4 separate regions of the Homo sapiens genome follow, and all the other regions are linked to region 2. The links are chromatin loops, found by intact Hi-C in ENCODE. Cell type or tissue: heart left ventricle. All regions are shown on one strand. Each heading gives the region's core, and the rest is flanking DNA. Links, peaks and the distances in the headings are about the cores only. Region 1 overlaps TMEM254-AS1 (TMEM254 antisense RNA 1). Region 2 holds the start of SFTPA2 (surfactant protein A2). Region 3 has its middle 19 kb from the start of SFTPD. Region 4 overlaps LOC100130698 (a long non-coding RNA gene).

Region 1 (5,579 bases), core at 332-5,331, 490 kb after region 2:
TCTCCAGCCTTGGCCTCCTGAGCAGCTGAGATTATAGGCTCAGACCACTGCACCACGCTAATTTTTGTATTTTTTGTACAGATGGGATTTCACTATGTTGTCCAGACTGGTCTCGAATTCCTGAGCTCAAGTGATCTGCCCACCTCAACCTTCCAAAGTGCTGGGATTACAGGCATGACCTACTGCGCCCGGCCTAAAGGCTTTATTGTCTATAACAATAAATAAATGCAAAATCTACGGATCGGGGAGACACAGGCTCCAGTGTAAGACAAAAATTGAGCTCCAAAGAACAAAAAGAGGTCCTGGCTTAAATAGGGAAAGGTCCTGCGCTAGACGTCAATATGGTCTGTACATGCAAATGAGGATTGAAACTGGTTCAGACCTCACTGGTTGAAAATAACTGTGTCTCAGTTGGGTAGTTTCTAAGCCCAAAGCCAGTGGTCTCTGTAGGGTGCCCCTTTCAGGCAGCTGGCAGGAGATTTCCAGCCACGTGTCTCGGCTCTGGTTTCAGAAGCCATCTTAGCTCAGAGGTGCAAACAGGATGTTTGTCTAGATCTGCCCTCTCCTGGGAAGAGGAATGCATGACTGCTCTTCTCTCACCCCACCATGGCCCCTTGGCTCCCATCATCTTCATCTGAGTGTCTCTTTCAGCCAGAAGACGTCCATCTCCTCTGGACGTCTTTAGAGCTTCATTTCACACTCCCAGCTTGCTCAAAGTTCCAATTGCCCCTGCCGGGGAATGAGGCCCAACATTCCCACCAGAACCAGGCTCAGACCTTTCTCTCTAGAGCCTAAAATACAATCTCAAGTAATGACAAGCCAATCTCAATTCTGCCTCTAGGCACTAACTCCCCATTCTTGGCTCCAAAGACAGGGTCACCTTCTGAAACCACCTTTGCAAAATTATGACAGTAATTTGAGTCTGACAAAATTGACTCCATCTTGTTTCTAACCTCCAAGCTATGCTCGGTCATTCCTGGACATAGATCAAGCTGCTGACTTTGAGAGAAATGTAGTTTATTTATTTTTATTTTATTGTTATTATTTATTTATTTACTTTTTGAGATGGAGTTTCGCTCTGTCGCCCAGGCTGGAGTGCAGTGCACTCGGCTCACTGCAACCTCCGCCTCCCGTGTTCAAGCAATTCTCCTGCCTAGGCCTCCTGAGTAGCTGGGACTACAGGCGCGTGCCACCACACCCGGCTAATTTTTGTATTTTTAGTAGAGACGGGGTTTCAGCATATTGGCTAGGCTGGTCTCGAACTCCTGGCTTCATGATCCACCCACCTTGGCCTCCCAAAGTGCTAGGATTACAGGCATGAGCCACCACGCCCAGCCCTGGTTCTGTTTTCTTGAAGATAGTTTCAACATGTACATCTGCTTGCAGGGTTGGAATACCTCACCCCTCACTGGTGAGGGACAAATCTGTGGTATCTCTTTTATTCATTGAATCAAAGTGCTGTGCCTTTGATTTTACAAGGTATGTTTCATAACTTTAAAGAAAAAAACATTTTTCTTCCTTATCCAAATGTAACTTTAGTAATTTAGTGAATGTAAACCCCATTCATTTTTTTGTATCTTTTCCATGTGTGAATGCAGGTATATATCGAAGAATAATAATTACTCGCTGCTTTATCCTTTATTTTCATGATTATCATATTATCAAACTACTCAATAACTCGATTTTTTACAAACAGTATGTCCGAGAACACTCACACAATTACACAGATCTAGGCCTTTTTTTTTTAAGCTGTCCTAGCTTCTTACATTATATGATGTGTCTTCTTTGGGCTCAGTGTTCTATAAGAATGTCCAAGAGTTTGTCTATGAGACACATCCAGTAACAGAATTGCTGGGCATCTATGACTTCAATAAATATTCCAATTGGCTGTCCAAAGTGATAGTGCAAATCACACTCATCACCTGCATTGGAGAGTTGCTCTTTACCTATTCTCAATCTTATAGTAAGAGAAGGAAGATATTTACAAAATGAAGTATGTCTGCATGTTATATGACTTGGAAATATGTGCAAAACATGCTTTATTCTGCAAATTAGTATCACATGACACAATTGGTTAGAATGTAAATATGAAAAACATCATACAATGTAGAAGAAGGAAGGGGAAGGGGGAATGGGGAAAGGAAAGGCAAGGGAAGGGATTATCAAAGTCTTTACAATATAGATTATATGATGAGTTTAGAGTTTTCAGGACTGTAAATTCAGAGTGCGAGAATAAAAGACCAAGCTTTTGTTTGGTTACTCTCTGTATTGCTTAAACTATCATAACATACATCATTTTGTAATTAATTAAATATTGTCAAGAAAACAAAATGGAAATAACACAAATTCTATGCAGTGGATGTGTTTTACACAAAGCCCCGAGGGAACCCTGCAGTTCAGGAAATGTTGCTCCTCTAGAAGGCAGGCGCCACTATGTGAAAGGCGCCCCCTAGTGGGAGGGATGCAGCCTGAAGCGCTGCACAGGGCAGCATTGGCAGGACCCGCTCTGATGGACAGAACTCCAGAATACTTGAGAAGTGATTCCACATCCTGAAGCTCAAAATTATGAAAATTGTTTCAAAGTTTGGGGCTTTTTTCCAAACACTCAGGTCAACACAAGGCATTCAACTTCTCGTCTGGGCACTCTCAGATCTTGTGGGCCCACGTCCAGAGGTGACTCAGTCAAAACACTGGTTCCAGGCAGCAGCTCTCAGTGAAGGGGGTGAGGAGGGGTCTGCACACCTGCTCTAGCACAGAAGCCCCCTGGGGCTCTTTACAGTGCAAAGCTGGGGCTGCAACTCCATCGGGAGTCCCTGTCTTCAACGGAGAAGCCTCAGGTGATTCTATGCCTTAAGTGTATGCAGGCTAGGCTGATGTTGGGATGTCCTTCACAGTCAGAGCTTTGGTGGGCTGTCTGTGAAAGGACACATGGCTGCTGTTCCAGCAGGCCACACATCATGGCTGGAGATGCTGTCCCGGTCGATGGAGATGACAGCTTTGCTGTAGCCACCTTAGACACCCCTCCATACAAAGTCTGGGCAGTGGGGTCCTTCATATTCTTGTACTGCTTGTTAGGTATCTTTTTTTTTTTTTTTTTTTTTTTTTTTTGAGATGGAGTCTCACTCTGTTGCCCAGGCTGGAGTGCAGTGGCGCAATCTCAGCTCACTGCAAGCTCTGCCTCCCGGGTTCAGGCCATTCTCCTGCCTCAGCCTCCCAAATAGTTGAGACTACAGGTGCCCGCCGCCACGGCTAGCTAATTTTTTTTTGTATTTTTTAGTAGAGACAGTGTTTCACCGTCTCTACTAAAGATCAAGGATGGTCTTGATCTCCTGACCTGGTGATCCACCCACCTCAGCCTCCCACAGTGCTGTTGTTAGGTATCTTCTAAGGAGGAGACAATGTCTGAGACAGGGACTGTGCAGAGCCTCTGTCTTCTGAAGCACAGATTGCTTTGGATTTGGCAACTGCTGTCATTTGGGGGTTGCCTTGCTTGCTGCCTTGGTGCTTGTTAGTTTTGTTCTCCATACTCTAGCTCCACCTTCTCAGGACACTGCTGCCCTACCAGAAGAGACCAGCAGCTCACAGAGCCTTCCTGAGTTCAGCATCTTTATGTGCAAGCTCTGCAGAGCCCTTTTCCTCAGGCTTCTGTGTGGATGGTTGTGGGATGACCTGTGGATGATGCTCTCTGAAGCCTAGCACCATTTCCTAGAAACACAGTCCTGGTCCCAGCAGTAAACACTTGCAGACTTCTCATCCAAGAGCTGCTGGATTTGGGAACTGGGTTGCTCTGCAGCCAGCTATGTTGCTGCATATCTTACCCAAGAGGCGTTTGTGGAGATCTGATCACTATTTGCAAAGGTGTGTGCCACAACTGAGAGCACAGGGACTCTCCATTACTTGGGAACATCAACCATGCTGCTGGGACTGAAGGGAAAGTGCCTGCTTCCCTAAATCCTGTGACTCATATACATTAGAACCTGATCCTGGAAGACCAGCTTCTCCTGGTAATTCTGAGGCTGAGGCTGCTCATGATGACATTCCCAACCATTCTGCTGATGTCCTTGAAAGAGTCAGTAAAGAAAATAACCTTTCTGTTCCTCCTGCTGCTGCCTCTCTCCGTGCACACCATGAACACAGCACAAAGGGGAGGGCCTTGCATGCTGGCTTTCCCCCATCTCAGGCTTGTCCCTTTCAGAATACTGAGGAGGAGATGCAGAAGGATAAGGAAATAATGCTGATCTACATCGACAAGGGCCATTTTCTGTATCACCTGGATACTCCAAATCACAGCTTAGTTTCCTTTTAATCCATAAGGCTACAGTTATTTGAGCCATCATGTTAATTGGGAGTCCCCTGTGTCTCCACGGAAGAGTGGCCAGCTCCACCCAGTAGAACTTCCTGGGTACAAGAAGTTCTGCTCAGGGTCATCATTGGGAGATTCCACCTGGTTTTCCTGGATTCTTGTAAATGGGTGGCCTTTGGCAGAGGAATCATGCAGTTCCCTGGCAGTGAACATTCTGTGTCTCTCTCTAAGTGGTGGTCTGGCTTTTATTTTGAAACCAGTTCTAAAGAGAAAGAACAGTTTGTTAATTCAATCTGTTGGTTAAGACATATTGTACAATGCATTTCCACAATGTAGAATTTTACAGTTAAGTTTAGTCTCAGGATGATCACCGGCTTGTTTCCTGACTTGAATAAGACACAAAGAATGAAGGCAATCCTTTGTGGGGCTGCACATTATGGAGGTTATAAATTGTGCACAATCCCAAAATTTCAACTGCCTCATAGTTGCAGTGGCCCTTTTGTACATGCAAACCTGGACCTTTCAAAATCTCCTACCAACCTGTTTGCAATCCTCCGCATTTGGAAAGAACAGACTTCCAGCCTTTCCCTAACTTATTTATTTTACTCACGCTGACCTACCAGGATAAACTTGTGATTCAATATACTCTAAATTATACTCTTAAATTCACTGTATTCAAAGACTATGCATAAAACAAGCAAGAGTTGGCCGGGCACAGTGGCTCATGCCTGTAATCCCAGCTCTTTGGGAGGCTGAGGCAGGTGGATCACAAGGTTGGGAGTTCAAGACCAGCCTGGCCAACTGGTGAAACCCTGTCTTTACTAAAAAAAAATACAAAAATTAGCTGGGCATAGTGGTGTGTGCCTGCAATCCTAGCTACTTGGGTGGCTGAGGGAGGAGAATTGCTTGAACCCAGGAGGGGGAGGTTGCAGTGAGATGAGATTGTGCCACTGCACTCTGGCATGGGTTACAGAGCAAGACTTTATCTAAAAAAAAAAAAAAAAAAAGGAACAAGCAAGAGTTTGTAATAACCTGGCAAGGCATCTTACACGTGACTCTAAGCATTCCATTTGACACCTCTAGTCTTCATTTTTTTCCCTCCTCCACAAAGAGAGGATAATTACACCTGCCAACCATAATCCCTAGGGGTTTAGGGGAGGGAGAAATGATCAACACTGTTTTAGACTCTCCATCCTAATAAGCTCTGTTGTGGTACCGCACCTAGAGCCCTACCATGCAGGTAAGGATGTCTGGGGGCCTTTTAATATTTGATCCC
Region 2 (5,579 bases), core at 326-5,325:
AGTGCCGGGGATACCAGGGCTTCCAACACAAACGTCCTTCACTTCGCACGCAGCACCAGAGGCTGCCATCAAGATGAGGGTGAGGGCCAGAGGGCACAGCCACATGGCTCTGGGTCCAGTCGCTGCTCCTGCCGGAGGGATGGCCGTGAGCCCATCTGCCACCTCTGCCAACATCTCCCCCACTGTGCTCTGTCAGGACTCAGGAAGCTGGGCAGAGCCCGAGAGGCAGGGCGGGCGAGACCAGAGTGCTGGGAAGACCCGAAGCACCCGGGAAAATTCCAAGCATCACCTGGCACCTGGCATGGCCTCATGCTTCAGGCCTCCGGCTGGAGGTTGTGGGGTCTCAAGACTGCTGAGGAGGAGGAAGAGTAAGGAGCTCTGGGGAGCCCAGGGACCTGGGCTCCAGTGCAGTCTCCTTTCTTTCAGTGCCTCACTATGTTACCCTGGGAAACTGGCTTCACCTCTCTGATTTCAGCTGAATCTTCCATGCTCTGCAGAAAACCTGCCCTGTCCCTCCCAGGCTGTTAGAAGGAAGGATGAGGTCACTCACTCACTGACTCACTCCATCTGTCCCTCATATGCCCAGTTACCTTCTTTTCAGGCTCCAAGAAATCAGCGACCTGAGAATGAAAAGAGATGAATAGGGCCCACAGCCTGGACCCTTCAAGGTGATCATCGGGGGGTGATGACCCTCTCACAGTCAGTGATGAGGTCTTCCTTCCTCTTGGGGTCTGTTCTCCCACTCCCCCTGCTTAGGCCCTGCTGAGTCCCTGGTAGGGATGGATCTGGCCAAGGAAGATATCAAAGCATGAGGGTCTTTGTAGGTCATCCATGTTGACCATGCTGTGAAACACCTCCCAGTGGAAAATGGGGAGTTGCCCTCCTTCCCAACCTGGGCCTTGGTCAGGCCTGTGGCTGCTGGGCTGGTCCTCTCTGCCTGCGATCCTCAAGCTGGAGAACACCTAGGGGATGTGGCTAAACTCACCCACACACAGAGCCTCCAGCTGCTTGGGTCTCTGCCTCCAAGTTAGAGCATAAAGGTGGACAACAGAATTTATAGCATGTGGGCTGCCAGGCTTCTTCCCCACCCCTGAGAGCTCTACCACAAAACCTGTTCTCCAAGCAGGAAATAGGCATAGTGTTTACACAGCACATTTCCCTGCAGAACACTCAGGCTGCAGGAATACTTAGGACCCTTGAGGGGAGCACAGAACCTGGTAAAGAAAAATACCAGGTCTGTAAGAAGAGAAATGCCTCACTGGCTAAGGTCACCCACTCTGCACTCAGGGAGCTCCACTGGGTTCCTGGTTTAGTTTCAGACAATGAAGAAGTCACTGCTTCAGCTGAGGTTGGTCAGGTTGATCCAGGCCAACCTGTCTGCCCTGTAACCTTGCTCAGCTCTGAGCCCCAGGACCCCCAGCCAGTGTCTCTGGAGCCTGCAGCCGAGTTGGTGGGCACATGGACAGAGTGGCAGGCAAATATGCTGCACGTTCCACTTCCCTCTGCCCTAGCAGGTTCAGCTGGAGGAGTCAGGGCAGCACCTGGAAGGTCATGGGAGAGCTGCAGTTTCTGTCTTTGGTAGAACATCACTTTGGGTGATGTCTGGCAACCTGCAATGGTGATTATGCTAAGTGTCCCAGTGATATATGAAGCCCTAGTTGTTAGGGTCCTGGTTTGAGCATCTGGATTAGGAGGGAATCTCCAACTGTGGAGGTGGTAATGATGGGAACCCAGACAGGAAAATCTCCCCTGGCTTATTTGGAATTGGTTTGAAAAATCCCAAACCATTGAGGAGTTTGGAGCTCTTCCAGGGAGCGGAAGCTCAGACAACGGACCCCACTCCCAGGAGCAGGAAGCTGGGCAGTGCCAATTTGTAGCATGGAGTCTTTCAGCTGCCCCAGTGCTGTCTGCCACACCATGTGGTGGGTGCTGGGCCAGGTGTGGAATGGGGGAGTCAGGCCAGTGCAGGTTGGGGGCAGGTGGGGCGAAGCTCCAGCAACTTGGCTGTGGGGAGGCAGGGCTGTTTTGCAGGTGATGAGCAGGAACAGAGGCCAACTTGGATGTGCAGGGCCTTGTGGTTGGCAGGGCAGGGCATGGCTTTAGGGGAAAGGCACACCTGAGTTTTGACCCAGAGCTGTCACTTATTAACCAGGTGGCCTTGGTCAGTTTCATTTTTCATTTTATTATTCTGAAACAACATCAAAATTACAGAAAAATTGCCAGTATCGTACGACTTTTTTTTCCCCTGAACCTATGAGAGTAGGTTGTCAACATGAAACCCCAACACCCCAATACTTTAATGTGTTTTTCACGCAAAGGCATTTTTGCATTATAACCGTAATCAAGAAATAAACACGGATACAATAACTCCAAATAGCCTTCAGGCCCTATGCAAAATGTACACAATGCCCCAATAGTGTCCTTTATAGCAAAGGATCCGTTTCTGAGCCATGTGCCTTATTCGGTTGTCACGCTTCTCCAGGGTCCTGAAACCCACAAAGTCCCTCTGTCTTCCCTTCACCTTCATGACCTGAACACAGTGTGAAGATCACAGGGGAGTTACTGTGTAAAATACCCCTCACTTTGTTTGTTTGTTTGTTTGTATTGCCTTACAGTTAGATTCAGGTTCTGTAACTTCGGCAGAAATACCATCGACACCCGGCTGCGCTCTTCTCCCATTCTACCCGGCAGCATGTGACTTTAGTTTGCCCCAAGACTGATGATGTTCGTGTTGATCATTTAATTAAGGTGGTGGGTGTCACAATTTGCCACTGCAAATTTATTCTTTTTCTGATTTTAATCAGTGACTATGTTGTGGGGACGCACTTTGGGACTATTGTAAAGATCCCATCCCTCATCACGCTCTTTGTTGCCCTTTGATTGATTTGTAGCAATGTGGACTCGTGAGTGAGGCTTGCCACCGACCGCCAGGGGGAACCATGCACTCGCCTGCGTGCTGCAAGGGACACTATCCGAGTTTGATGTTGAGACAGGTACAGTTTACCAGCACATGGCACCAGCAAATCTAAAGAATGTAGTTAAGAAACACAAGCTTGTCATTCTTAGCACTAAGAATTGCTGCAGTCCCTGCTGAGTTCCGAGTGTCCAAGCCAGGCCACTCTGCCGCGTCCACAGCCTCCTCCCCCTGCTCAGGCCCCATTGCCCTGGCCGGTCCGCTCTCCTTCAGTGCCCTTCTCACTCTCCTAGGGGCTTCAACCCCCATGCTGGGCCACCTCCCTCTGCGGGGACATCCTCTTCACACTGCCAGGCCCTGGGTGCCCACGCGAAGCCACCTCAGAGTCCACAGTCTCACTGCACTCCGAGTCCCACTCCCTGTGGCAGGACCCCCTCCTCACCCAGTGTGACTGAAACCAGGAAGACGACGCTTTTTAAGACTGAAGGGGCACAGAGTGGGAGCCATGCACCGCCCTAAGAACAGCCCACGGGGGTCTCTGCAGATTCGAGACCTCTCTCTCAGTGCTCAAGGGACTCTTTCCTTCCCCTTTCTCCAGCTGCACTGGGTGCTAGCAGTGGGAAGAGGCTGTCTGTGGCTGCTAGAGCTTTCCCGTCGTTTTGGATCATTGCAGCACTCTATGAGGCGTACAGAGAGTAAGTAAATCCCCATTCCATACTTCAGTCAACTGAGGCTGACAGGGGTTACATGGATTGCCAAAATTACCCAGAAATCCTCTTTCCAGCTCAGTCCTCTGCTAGAACCTTCCCAGAGTCAGAGGGATGTGCTTAATCTACCTGTACCTGGAGACAAAGAGATGCATAAATAGATTTACTAATTATGGATATATTTCAAGATCACTTCTACTGTCAGAATCTAAGGGGCAGCTCAGCCACATTAAGGGAATGGAAGTTGACGCTTCTTTTCCTTGATGCAGCCAGCATACTAAGCAATTATGTGTGTATGTATTATAAATATATGTACACACATATATTGTGTGCTGTATATTTACACACATATCTATATTACATTGGCACATCTAATAAATGTCACTGCATTCTTAAAAAGCATAACACAATAAATCTTTCTATGACCTAGAAATGACAAATTTTAATTTTCATCAACACAGCCCTCTCACCTCACTACCCTGAGCATTTTGAGTCTTCCAAACCCCAGAGAAACACGTCATGTTTTATTAAGGCTTTGAGGTGAGGGAGACAGTTTTTCCCATTCTGCGCCTTGGAGGAATTGAAACTGGCAGATGGCAGCAACTATCTCCAATGAAATAGGCTCAGGAAAACACACGTGCACATACACACACACACACACACACGCACACACACACACTGACTTTGCATCAATAAGACCATACTGCAGATACTCTTCTACAATAAGTGTTTTCTCTTACATACCCCAGCCATATTTTCAGATTGACACACAGGGATATAATTGTTAACTATAGTCTTTTCTTGGGGTTTGCTTGTTTTTAATTTGGGTGACTTATTCTTTACTCTTTTTAATTTTAAAAAATTTCTTATTTTTAATGGACACATAATTTTATATATACATGGGATATAGTGAGCTATTTTGATACATGTATGCAATAATCAATGATCAAATCAGGGTAAGTTGTATACCCATCACCCCAAAAGTGTATCAATATTTAGTGATAAGAACATTCACAGTCTTCTCTTTTACCTCTTTGAATGTATATAATGAGTTATTGTTCACTATGGTCACCCTCCAGTGCTCTAGAAGGCTAGAACTCATTGCTCTTGTCTAGCTATGATCTTTTGTCCATTGACCAAGCTCTCCCCATCCTTCATTCTCCTGGTTTTCCCAGCCTCTAGTATGCTCTGTTCTACTGTTTACGTCTGTGAGATTAACTTTATTTTTAGCTTCCACATATGTGTGAGAAGATGCTGTGTTTAACTTTCTCTTCCTGGCTTTATTTCATTTAACATAATGGCTCATCCATGTTGCCATGAATGACAGGATTTCATTCTTTCTTAGGGCCGGACAGTATTTCATGGTGTATAGTTATCGCATTTTCTTTATCCATCCATCCATTGGTAGACACTTAATTTGATTCCACATTTGGCTATTGTGAATAGTACTACAATAAACATGGGAGTGCAGATACTTCTTCAACATACTGAGTTCCTTTCCTTTGAATATATTCCTATGAATACTGAGTAGTGGAATTGTTAGATCATATGGTCGTTCTATTTTTTGTTTTTTGGAGGAATCTCCCCTCTGTTTTCCATAATAACTGTACTGCTTTACATTTCCACCAACAGTGTATAAGAGTTCACTTTTCTCTGCATCCTTGCCAGTATTTATTAGTTATTGTCTTATTAATAAGAGCCAGTCTACCTGGGGTGAGATATCTCATTGTGGTTTGATTGACATTTTCCTTAGGAGTAGTAGTATTGAGAATTCTTATTTTTATATTATATCTATTATTTTATTTTAGACAGGGTCTTGCTCTGTCACCCAGGACAGAGCGCAGTGACACAATCTCAGCTCACTGCAGCCTTCACCTCCTGGACTCAAGCAATCCTCCCAACTCAGCCTCCTGAGTAGCTGACACTATAGGCATAGACCACCATGCCCGGATAATTTT
Region 3 (5,579 bases), core at 162-5,161, 370 kb after region 2:
TCACAGTCAGTCCCTGGACTTGCCCTCTGTGTCACAGCAGAGCCTCTGACCTGGAAGGCTGTTTGCTTGTCATTATGTAACTGGTCTGTGCTTTTGAGCCTGCCAAAGCTCAGGGTTTTTCCATTCTGGAAAGGGATTGGTTGCTATCAGAGGGCCTGGGCTGGAGATGCCGGGAAGTAGATTTTATAAAACGATGTTGTCCTGGTAACCCTGAGTGGCTGATGGGCTGCTGGGAAGAGGGGAGGAGATCAGGGCAGTGGGCCATCTGGGAAAGGGTGCTTACAACCCTGGTGGCCACTGTGTGAGGAATAGACAGTGTCCCCAACTATGAACCTGTGGTTTGTCCAGCAAACACAGGTGTATGTTTCAAAAAAGCTGGGGGCAAGCAGCCATTCATTAACCAAGCAAATGCCTTGGGTGAGGCTAGCCATTGCCAACCCACAGCCCAGCCTGCCCTGCCCTGGCTTATGCTTGTGCCACCTTGTACCTCTCTTCTGAGTAGTGACCAGCAGAATTGACTGGAATGCTTGACAAAATCATAGGCTCTTGGCCTCATTCTGGACCCAGTGAGTGAAAACCTCAGAAATCTGTCATCTTCATGGGTTCCTCAGGTGAACCGGATGTTTGGCCAGTTTTGAAACCACTGCCCCAAGAAATGCAGACACCACAGTGGCTTTCTGCCTGCCTCTCACCGTACAGTGCAGCCCTGGAGCCTGGAAGCCAGCATTTTCCCATTCCTTACAGGCCCCTCATGAGGTGAAGGGAGTGCTGCTTAACTGTATAGTGTCAGACCCCAAATAATCTCCCTCAACGGACCAGCGCCCCGCTAGTGAAAACCAACTGCAGACCTAAACCTTCCCTATTTCCAGGGTTTCACTGCTTCCTGTGACTTTAGGGAGGAGGTCTGAGGTTGAGACAGCTCTGAGGAGCTTCAGAGCACGTGAGGCACTGGATGCGTGAGACCTTGAGGGGGGAATTGTGTGCACATGGGCTTGGGGCTGTTTGTGTGTATTGTTGTACATGTGTGAGTGTGTGTTGAGTGCTTGTATGGAAACCAGCAATCCAGTATGGAAACCAGAACCCAGTGCTTGATGTTCTCAGCATCCTGCCACTGGCGGGGGCTCAGCCCCTACCTCCCCAGCCTGTCTCCAGGTTTACCTCTGCCTACTCCCCACTGAAGAACATTGGCTCGGGCTGACCCCGGAGACTCTGGGTGAGGAGTTGAGGTGCTTGGTCATGGACAAAAGGTCCTCTGTAAGGGGTCCTAAGCTGTGTTCTAGGACACCGGGGGGTCCACAGAGATTGAGCACTAATATGATCCTCTTCCCCTGCCAGGTCTTGGATTGTATGTCACCATTCCCCCCACCACCCGAGTCCCTACCTGACCACTGAAGCTAAGGTTGCTCCAACCCCAGTCACCATTACAACACTCCATTTTATTTTCTTCTAAGAATTATGGTTATCTGATATCATCTTGGCTATCTGCTTAAGTTATGTCAGTGTTGCAAAGTCATTAAGAATAAGGAATCTAGCTGGGGTCAGTGGCTCACGCCTGTAACCCCAGCACTTTGGGAGGCTGAAGGGGGCAGATCATCTGAGCTCAGGAGTTCAAGACCAGCCTGGGCAACACAGCCAAACCCCACCTCTAAAAATACAAAAAATTAGGCGGGCATGTTGGCGCATGACTGTAATCCCACCTACTCAGGAGGCTGAGGCAGGAGGATTATTTGAGCCCAGGAAGCAGAGGTTGCAGTGAGCAGAGATCGTGCCATTGTGCCCCAGTCAGGGCAATGGAGTGAGACTCTGTCTCAAAAAAAAATAAAATAAAATAATAAAAATAAAAATAAAAATAAAAAGAGTAAGGATTCTGGAGTCAGACTGCCTGGATTCAAATCCTGGTTCTACCAGTTTGCACCTGTGTGACCTGGGCAAGTCACATAATACACTCTCTGTGTGTTAGTTCCCGTCTTGGTAAAATTGGGATCATGACAGTGTCCACCTCAGAGGGTTGTTGAAGGAATAGATGAACTGATATAAGCAAGGCAATTAGGACAGCACTGGCCTGCAATAAATGCCATGCAAACATTAGTCCCTGCTGTTGTTATTAGTACAAGACCATATCACTCACTTCTGCAGTCCCACTGCCTTGAAAAGGGCTGGGAACCACATACACACTCAATAACTGTTGAATGAATAAGTGAATGAATAATGAATGAATGAATCTGAGTCCTCCACCAAAATGTGTGACCCAATTCCCTTCTCTGGAGCTTAACTCAGCTCTAAGCTGGATCCAAGAGAGAAACAGCAAAACTCATTTTGGAATATGGTTACGGACACAGCCTCCTTTCTCTGATAATTGAGTATCCCTGGCCCCGGCAGCAGTGGCCATGTGCAGCTGGTGCTGTGGCCTCGTGCTGCCCCCTGCTGGTTGCCTCCAAGACAAGGCCAGCAAACCCAGAGAGACTCAAGCCCAGCCAGGTGAGTGGTGGGATCACATGAGCACCTTGTCTGCAACTTCGGATGCTCCCGCTTTCCTCCTCTCGACGATTGTCCTGGTTGCTTTGCTCACTGGGGTTGTGCCCCCACCCTGCAGGGCCAGGGCCAGACGCACGCTCCTACTGCGTGACCGCAGGTCTTCAGCATGCTGGATCCCGACAGCCCTCAGTGCACAGCAAGCCCCGGGGACTGGCGGGATGCTCTGCTCCTTGTCTATACATCTGTCTCCTTTCCAAGCCTAGAATGTGATCTCTTTAGGGCAGGACCCACAGGCCACCCCCACACTCTCCTTGCCTGCCCCTCCACAGGTCTCTGTGGCCGAGGCAATTTCAGAATCCCCTCAAGACAGGACTTTGCTGCTGCTCTTGCCCGAGCCCTGTCGGGGCTGGATTTGTGGGCTTCTCTCTGGGTTCCCTTTGCGGACTTTTTGGGTATCTCTCTCAAATGCAGTCACTTTTTTCTTTCCTCAGCATCAGCAGGGAAAGAATCTGGACTTTTCTCTGAATCAGGTTCTTTTGGAGAACACTACTAAGTATATGCTTGTGATTTTCGTGTGATGACCTCGCGTCATTTCAAAAGGACAAAGGGGTTCAGGCTGGGAACCTGTAACTCAGGACAGTTTAGGGACTCTGCCTGGGACCCATCAGGCCACCAGCAGAGGGTCCGGTGCACAGATGGATGGTGGGGATCTCCTAGGGGATCTCAAATGGAAATGACATTGTTGTTCCGCCAGCTTCTACACTGTTCTTGTTTCTTGTTCTTGGGCTTCCTGGGAAGTCAGCTGGTGGAAGCACAGGATTCTTGCAGAAGTCCCTGAAGGTGCCTTCACTGGGTGCATGATGAAGCTGGGGGCAACCCCCTTGTTGGGTACCCTATGGACCTGCAGGGCAGTGCCCTCTTAAGCCAAGGATGACAAACATTAGCACACATACTTACCCTCTCCTCCCCGATATCTGTGCCAGATGCAACTAATCAACGATCTCCTACACAGCCTGGAAAAGATCCTGAAAGCCATTTAACCCCACAGTCATTACCAAGGGATGTGAGATGGTGTGGGGAAAAAGACTCATTGTCCAGCCCTCCAGCCCTGCCCAGAGCTCCTGATGTGTCCAGCTTCCTATCCCCATGAGAATCTATGACCTTGACAATTACAGAAGTACCACCAAAAGCCATATGCCGAGTTGCATGTGAGACCCTTTTCCCCAGTGAGAGCATCCTCTGGAGACCTCACCTTGCCCAGCAGTGCTGACCCTTTCCTGTGCTGTCTGCAAGCAGTTCCTGGGTGGTCATCTCTCCTACACTGATGGGATCTGGTTCCCAAGCACCCCAAGGGCAGGAATCAGAAAAGGTCATGAACATTTTGGATTCACTATGTGAAAAGGGTCTGGGGAGTCCAGAGGTAGAAGCTCCCAACCATGGCTGAGATGGAGGGGAAGGTGATGAGACATGGTTTAACATCACACTCACTGTTATATGGTCGTGCTTGCCTAATGCACCAAGATTATGAGCTAAATTCCACATCAGATAAAAAGCAGTGCCGCTTTCCTCCTCAGCCAGGGAGATGTAAACCACCTGGAGCTTCAGGGCAAGGAGTGTAAAATCTGACCCCAAGCCACAGAGCAAAAGCAAGGGAAGGATGGGAAGGGATGCCAAATTCCCTGAGTTCTTGCTGCTTTCAATTCTGATCAATGCCTAAAAGGAAGTGAATATGTTATCTCAAAATTCTTTTTATCTTTTTTGTATCTCTGCTCCTTTCTTATCGCTACTACATATGTTGGCTTTTTTTTTTCTTATACAGATTTATCAACATGTATTTGTCTAATTCAACTCTTAAAAAGTCTAGTTTCTGAGATAATTTGTCATATCTATTATTGCTTTTTGTCGTTGTCAACACAGGGTCTTGCTCTGTCTTCCATGCTGAAGTGCGGTGTCACAATCATGGCTCACTGCAGCCTCGACTTCCTGGGCTCAAGTGATCCTCCTGCCTCAGCCTCACAAGTATCTGGGACTTCAGGTGCACGCCACCACACCTGGCTAATATTTATTTATTTATTATAGAGACAGGATCTCCGTATGTTGTCCAGGCTGGTCTTTAACTCCTGACCTCAAGTGATCCTCCCCAATCAGCCTCCCAAAGTGCTGGGATAACAGGTATGAGCCACCATGCCCAACTTATTTCTATTATTGTCATTTGTTTTATATTTCATTAATTTCACTTTTATATTTATTTGTTTTGTCCTTTTTTTGTTGTTTTAAAAATTTGTTTTAAGAAGATGAACACTTAGTTCAACTATTTTCAGTCCATGTTTTTTTATTTTTAAAATTTTAGTAATGAAAGCAAAGTTACTTATTTCCTCTGAGTATAGCTGTAACTCTATCTCATAGATTTTGGGATACATATTACTGTTTCATTAAGGTTTAAAAATTACTACTAAGATTATGCATTTTTCACGTATCAGTACTATTGGCCATTAGTATTTCTTCCTTTATGAATTTCCTCTTCTCATTCTTATGCCATTTTCCTATTTAGATATTCATTATTTTCTTATTGATTTATCTGTTGTGTACATTGCAAATACATAACCACTTTTCTTTTACATTGTGTTTTACTTTTCAGTAGAAAAGTTTTACGTATTTCTTATGTAGTCAGATATATCAATATTATCACTTTGGGTTCCCCTGTCTGATAACATTCTTAGATAGCTCTTTTTCCTTCCAAGACTACATAAATTGTTACTTATATTTTCTTCTAATTTTAATTTGTATATGTAATAAAATAATCTGATTTTACACTTCCTCTAAATGTTTATTTAACCCAGAATGATTCATTGGTAAGTCATTGTTTTCCTATGATTTTGGCATTCTCTCTTTATCATGCATATAGAACACATACGTGTATATATACATACTTGAGCCCATTTTTAGCCTTTCTATTCTTCTTCATTGTTCTATTTCTGTGTCATTAATATACAACTTCAATTATGCTAGTTTTATAAAACCCTCTAACATAGATGGGTCAAGTTCATCCTAGTTATCCTATTTTAAGCAATTTTCCTAACCCTTGAGAGTCATTCTTTCATAAG
Region 4 (5,397 bases), core at 5-5,004, 690 kb after region 2:
TAACCGTGCCAAACTGCTATCTCTAGGTAAGATTATTCCGTCAGAAAACCCTCTCCCAGTTCCCCTGTAGCTCTTCAGGAATCCCCATCTCCCCATAGCTCTTTGTGCCCATGGATGGCGCTTCCAAAGTAGAGAAGACCGTTTGTCAAGAAGGGAAGCAGAAGGGGGACGAGAGGGTCTTGCAGGCAGAGCTGGAATCGACTTCCACTCTGCTTCTTGCAAGCTGTGTGATGCTAGGTGAAATTTCTCCTTCCTCTGGAGCCTCTATTTTCTTAGATTTGGAGCAGGGTGGTCACACTGACCTTGTAGATTTCTGAGAATCAGAGACAGCACATGAAAAGCCTGGAGGCCATTCTCTTAAGAGTAGCTGTGACTCATGTGTGGACAATGGGCTTTTCATGCTTCTGTTTCTCTCTGTTTATCTGATGCAAGGAACATGCTCCGGTGATGATGGTGAGGGAGGAATTAGGATAGACATAGACACCCCTGTGTCAGAAACATGCTTCTTTATTACTGGGTTATGACTCTGTCTTCCCAGGGACAGGCCCCAGCCTGCGTACATTTGCAGACAGAGTGGCGTGTGGGGATAGCAGTTTGTCCCCACGACTTTTCTTCACTCCCCTGCTGTTGGAAGGACTCAGTTGAAGGGACACTTTATGGCATTGATGCTGCCATTTTGAAACCTGGAGGAGGGAAAGGTGCAAGGGACTATCACCTGAGGCATAAGGTGCAGCTTGTGTTGGTTTTGGTGTTTTTGTGTCCATCATATTCATATATTTCAAAACATTTTCTCCTCCTGACTTGTAGGTCAATGTGGCTACAGGGAAGCCTCATCCTTTCTCAGAATGGCCCTACTTGCCCGATGTCATGGCTGGCCCTTCAGGACCATTGATGGGCTGCCAGCCGCCTCCTCTACCTGGGTGTTGTCTGGGAACTCAAACACTCCCTCCATCTGAAGGTTTTCTGGGACCTCAACAAACTCCTCCACTGGAGAGTCCTCTGGGAATTCAACCACCTCCACTCGACTGTCCTCTGGGAACTCAGCCACCTCCTGCACTAGAGAGTCCCCTGAAAACTTAACCACCTCCTCCACTCGATTGTTCTCTGGGGCCTTATCCAGCTCCTGCAGCTGTCAGTCCTCCAGGACCTCATCCACCTACTGCAGCTGCCTGTCTTTCCGGACCTCATCCACCACCTGCGGCTGTCAATCCTCCAGGACCTCAATCACCTGCTGCACCTGTTGGTCCTCCATGACCTCATTGACCCACGGCATGCATCTGACCTCATCCACCTCCTGCAGCTGTCAGTCCTCCGGGACCTCATTCACCTCCTGCAGCTGTCGGTCCTCCGGGACCTCATCCACCTCTCGAAGCTGGTGGTCCTCCGGAACCTCATCCACCTCCTGCAGCTGGTGGTCCTCCGGGACCTCATCCACCTTTTGCAGCTGTTGGTCTTCCGGGACCTCATTCACCTCCTGCAGCTGTTGGTCCTCTGGGACTTCATCCACACCCTGCAGCTGTAGGTCTTCTGGGACCTCATCCACCTCCTGCAGCTGTTGGTCCTCTGGGACCTCATCCACCTCCTGGAGCTGTAAGTCTTCTGGGACCTCATCAACATGCTACATGTGTCTGTCTTCCGGGACCTCATCCACCTCCTACAGCTCTTGGTCCTCCCAGACCTCATCCACGTCCAGCATGTGTCTTCCCTCCAGGACCTCATCCATCTTTTATAGCTGCCTTCCTCTAGGACATCATTTACCTTTTTGTTCTGTGAGGCCTCTGGGACCTCCGACTACATCTCCACTTAGTAACCTCTGGATCCTCAGCCACCCCTTCTACCTGGGTGGCGTCTGGCCCCTCAATAACCACCTTCACATGAATCTCCTCGGTTACTTCAATAATCTCCATTTGTGGTCCCTGGGACTTCAGCCACTTCCTCCACCAGGGTCTCCTCTAGTACATCTGCCACCTCCTCCACTTGGCTGGCCTCTGCTATCTGAACTCCTCCAGGACCTCAACCAGCTCCCCTACCCATTGTTGCCTGTAGGACCTCGACCACGACCTCCACATGTACTACTTGGTATATTTATCTGAACAGTATGAACTGAGTTGCAAAATGGATTCATCTTTCCCTTTCTGAATGAATAGAAATGTTACAGATTGTACTGCAGGGCTTTGCACTGGCTGAGGATGTGGTCACTTTGCTCAAGTTTCTGAGAGTACAAGTCAGTTGCATTATTTCCTCATCATGACCTTGGCAGAAGGTATCTTCTGTAGATGAGGAAAGAGTTTTTTTTCATTTTAAGGGGTGGGGGCAGAGTCTTGCTCTGTCACCAAGGCTGGGGTGCAGGGGTGCACTCCTGGCTCACTGCAACCTCCGTCTCCAGGGCTCAGGTGATCCTTCCACCTCAGCCTCCAGAGTAGCTGGGACTACAGGTGTGCAACACCATGCTTGGCTATTTTTATTTTTTAACTTTTTGTAGAGACCACGTTTCACCATGTTGCTCAGGCTGGCCTCAAGCTCCTGGAGCCATGCCATCTGCCCACTTTGGCCTCCCAAAGTGCTGAGATTACAAGTGTGAGCCACTGTGCCCAGCCAGAGGTTATTTATAGAAGCTAGAAATACAAGTTTTGCAGGCTTGTGTGGAACCTGGGCCATATGGCCAGCTCTGTGAGGGATGAGACCCATCCCTGGCTGGCAGGGCATCCTGTGTGCTGCAGCAGAGAGACCCACACTGAAGGGCACAGAGCTTCTGACCAGCCCAATGGAAACACAAGTGAAGGGACACAGGGTGCAGAAGGAGGAGACAGAATCTCCTGGGAGTAAACAGGAGGCTGTGGAAGAGAAAGCTGAAGCAGGGAGGTGTGACATGGGGGGTTGTTGAACTCAGGTAGAGCTGGAAGGCTGCTCCTAGCCAGGCAAGCAGCGTGAGCAGGAGCATGGAGGCTGCGGTGAGGGCCACACAGAGCTGCCATGGGAGCTCAGATACCACATTGTGCACAGGAAATTACCACCCCAGCACTTCCTTGTTGCCCTACAGCCTTTAGTCCATTATCGGTAGGAAGATGATTCTTTCCCTGGGTGCATGAAGGCTCTAGATCGGGGTGAATGAATGCCTAGAGGTCTGAAAATTTTAACTTGGTTCTGTCAGGGGAACCTGTCTCCCTGAGTTTTCACGGCCTAAGGAGACTAACAATGAGGATGGGTCTGGTTCAGTGGAGCTGCGGCCTTGGCCTTCAGAATGAGGCCAACTCTGGCTGGAAACTCAAGGCCAATCCTGAGCTGCTGTGACCTACTCTGATCTCCTGCACCCTCTCCTTCCCACCCACAACTCTCAGCTTTGCATCTCCCAACCTTGGCAGGCAAAATGCTTCCCCTTCCCTGTGTCTTTGCTGCCTAAGCCCAGACACCAACTCTCAGTAGAGCTCAGAGCCCCAGCTTTCTCAGAAATGAGCTGGGAATGATGCGATTATGAGGTCATGGTGAGGACAGGGAGACCAAGCTCATAAGGAAGGCATCTTGCAAAATAGCTGGTAGATGGTAGAGCCTCACCCCTCCCGCTGGTTAAATGAAAATATTTCCACTCAGAAGATCAGCAAAAGGTGTTCATTGAAGTTCATTTAATAAACCTTAGGGTGTAGCAGCTCAGGCTCTGGGATTTCCAGTTTCTCTTTCAAAAGATAAGGGAAAGCCCCTGTCTCCAAGATTAGAATTCAGATCCTTACGAGATGAAGAGATCCTAAAAATGCATACACAGTTAAACTCTGAGATTTGTATCTGTGATCTGTGGATAATTATTCTCCATGACATACAGACACAGATATGGCCACACACAGAAGTATTCAGCAGGGGCACAGATATTTCATAGAAGACAAAATGTATATTGGGCAAAAGAAGGTCACCTGGAAATAAACCGAAATCTTTTTACCTTACAGGATAATTTTGAAATTTGAAGAGTCTCCTGGGCCATGATATCTTGGAAAAGTCTCTACCATATTTGATGCTCCATGTCCCATGCTTCCTCCTCTCTCTCTCATTTCCAGTGTTTCCCTTTAGAAACATTTGCAGTCCTATCTTTCTGGGTGTCCGCTTCCTGGAGGACCAGTTCACACCCCAGGGTATACCAGGTGTGACTCCTCATACACTATTCAAACTCAGGCAGATACTGCCTTGCTGGACACAGAAGCAGGGTTACCCTTTGGGTAGTGTTGACTGGGAAGGGTCCGAGGGGGGCTTCTGGGGTGGGGGAATATCCTGTATCCAGCCACGGGTGGAGGTTGTGCTCATTCATTCTAGAAAGAGTCACTGTGCTCCTAGTGACTGCCAGTGGTGCCTTGTGAGCAGATAGACAGTAATACATCCCCATGAGGTGGCCAACTTCTGACAGGGAATAGAAGGGGGCCCAGCAGTGGCTGTGGAGCCTGTGAGGGGCCTCGCAGAGACTCAGGGTTTGTCAGAGCCCATTCCCCACTGAGCCAGCTGCCCTCGGTAGAACCAACTCCAGGCAGCTCTAAGGGAAGTTGAGCTGGGTGTAGACATTTCTCCATAAGTCCTGTGCCCCCCACCATCTTCCTGTAATTTTTAAATTGTGTGATAGGCAGAGGTCGGTGGTGAGAGGCTCACTGAGCAGGACTGGAGAGGAGTAGAGAACGCAGGGGTGAGTTCAGTCAGAGGATGAGACAGGCAGAGAGAAGAGAGAGAAGGGATGAGAGAGGGAGGGGAAGGACAGAGAGAAGGAGAAAGACAAGGAGGATAGAGAGAGAGGGGTTGAAACAGTGAGAGAAAGAGAGAAGGGAGAGAGAGAGAAGGTGGAAGGTGAGGAGAGAGAGAGAGAGAGATGGAGATGGGAGGATGGAGTCATGGAGAGAAGTTGATTTGGGCCCAGGGGGAGAAAAGGAAAGCTGGAAGAGACAAAGACAGAAGGACCCACAGTGAGAACCAAGGGAGTTGGAGGGAGGGAGATGTCCAGAGAGCTGGCCAGTGATCCACACACGGAGGGAAAGGCAGAGAAAAAAAGACAGAGAAGAGAGGAATGAAGACAGGAAACAAGAGAGATGGAGAGGACTGAGACAGGGAGAGGAGGCTGGAGAGAATCACAGAGAAACAGCACAATAGAGGTAGGGAAAGAGTTGTTGAGGACAGGGTCACAGAGAGAAAGGAAGGACAAAGAGGGAGGCAGAGAGAAGCAGAGAAAGAGAAAGCAGGGAACAAAAGGGTGAGCCTGCAGGAGGTGGAGGGGGGCAGATGGCCTGGGTGAGGGGACAGCAAAGGCAGGTAGTCCTGGGACTCAGGAGCCATGGGAGTTCTTGCACTCCAAGGCTGTGACCTCCTTAAGGCCCAGCGCCATGAAAGCCCATCACATGGGGACACGCAGGCCTCCCTTGTGGCTGGGTTGCT

What was found. Peaks named below come from ENCODE experiments on the same cell type or tissue, not always from the same donor. Only the 100,000 strongest peaks of a DNase experiment are listed, where the experiment ranks them.
Region 1: it touches region 2 in a loop (6-fold over the local background); 13 of 110 quality-filtered maps call a loop at or near these places.
Region 3: a loop joins it to region 2, with 5 times the contacts of the local background. A loop is called at or near these places in 58 of 110 quality-filtered maps.
Region 4: a loop joins it to region 2, with 11 times the contacts of the local background. A loop is called at or near these places in 4 of 110 quality-filtered maps.

The regions. Positions count from the first base shown.
Region 1 is chr10:80,044,614-80,050,192 of GRCh38, forward strand. TMEM254-AS1 (TMEM254 antisense RNA 1) reads right to left here. Exons shown (of 4, transcript NR_027432.1): 4 at 1,620-4,565. Among named protein-coding and RNA genes, the nearest start is that of TMEM254, 31 kb to the right of the region's middle. In heart left ventricle, for the core only: a CTCF peak has its summit at 2,453 (motif pointing left); a DNase peak (open chromatin) is centred at 2,468.
Region 2 is chr10:79,559,379-79,564,957 of GRCh38, forward strand. SFTPA2 (surfactant protein A2) reads right to left here and starts at 1,029. Exons shown (of 6, transcript NM_001098668.4): 1 at 986-1,029; 2 at 591-620; 3 at 1-128. The coding sequence starts at 105. RefSeq lists an enhancer at 2,710-3,223. In heart left ventricle, for the core only: a CTCF peak has its summit at 2,940 (motif pointing right); a DNase peak (open chromatin) is centred at 2,943; H3K4me3 peaks cover 478 bases; H3K27me3 peaks cover 722 bases.
Region 3 is chr10:79,927,172-79,932,750 of GRCh38, forward strand. It overlaps the pseudogene BMS1P21. Among named protein-coding and RNA genes, the nearest start is that of SFTPD, 19 kb to the right of the region's middle. In heart left ventricle, for the core only: CTCF peaks have their summits at 2,435 (motif pointing left) and 2,636; a DNase peak (open chromatin) is centred at 2,410; H3K27ac peaks cover 498 bases.
Region 4 is chr10:80,251,477-80,256,873 of GRCh38, forward strand. It overlaps LOC100130698 (a long non-coding RNA gene), which reads left to right. Exons shown (of 6, transcript NR_136612.1): 6 at 808-3,932. Among named protein-coding and RNA genes, the nearest start is that of MAT1A, 35 kb to the right of the region's middle. RefSeq lists enhancers at 2,291-2,410, 4,876-5,376, 5,377-5,397. In heart left ventricle, for the core only: no CTCF peak of the experiment used is centred there; a DNase peak (open chromatin) is centred at 2,625.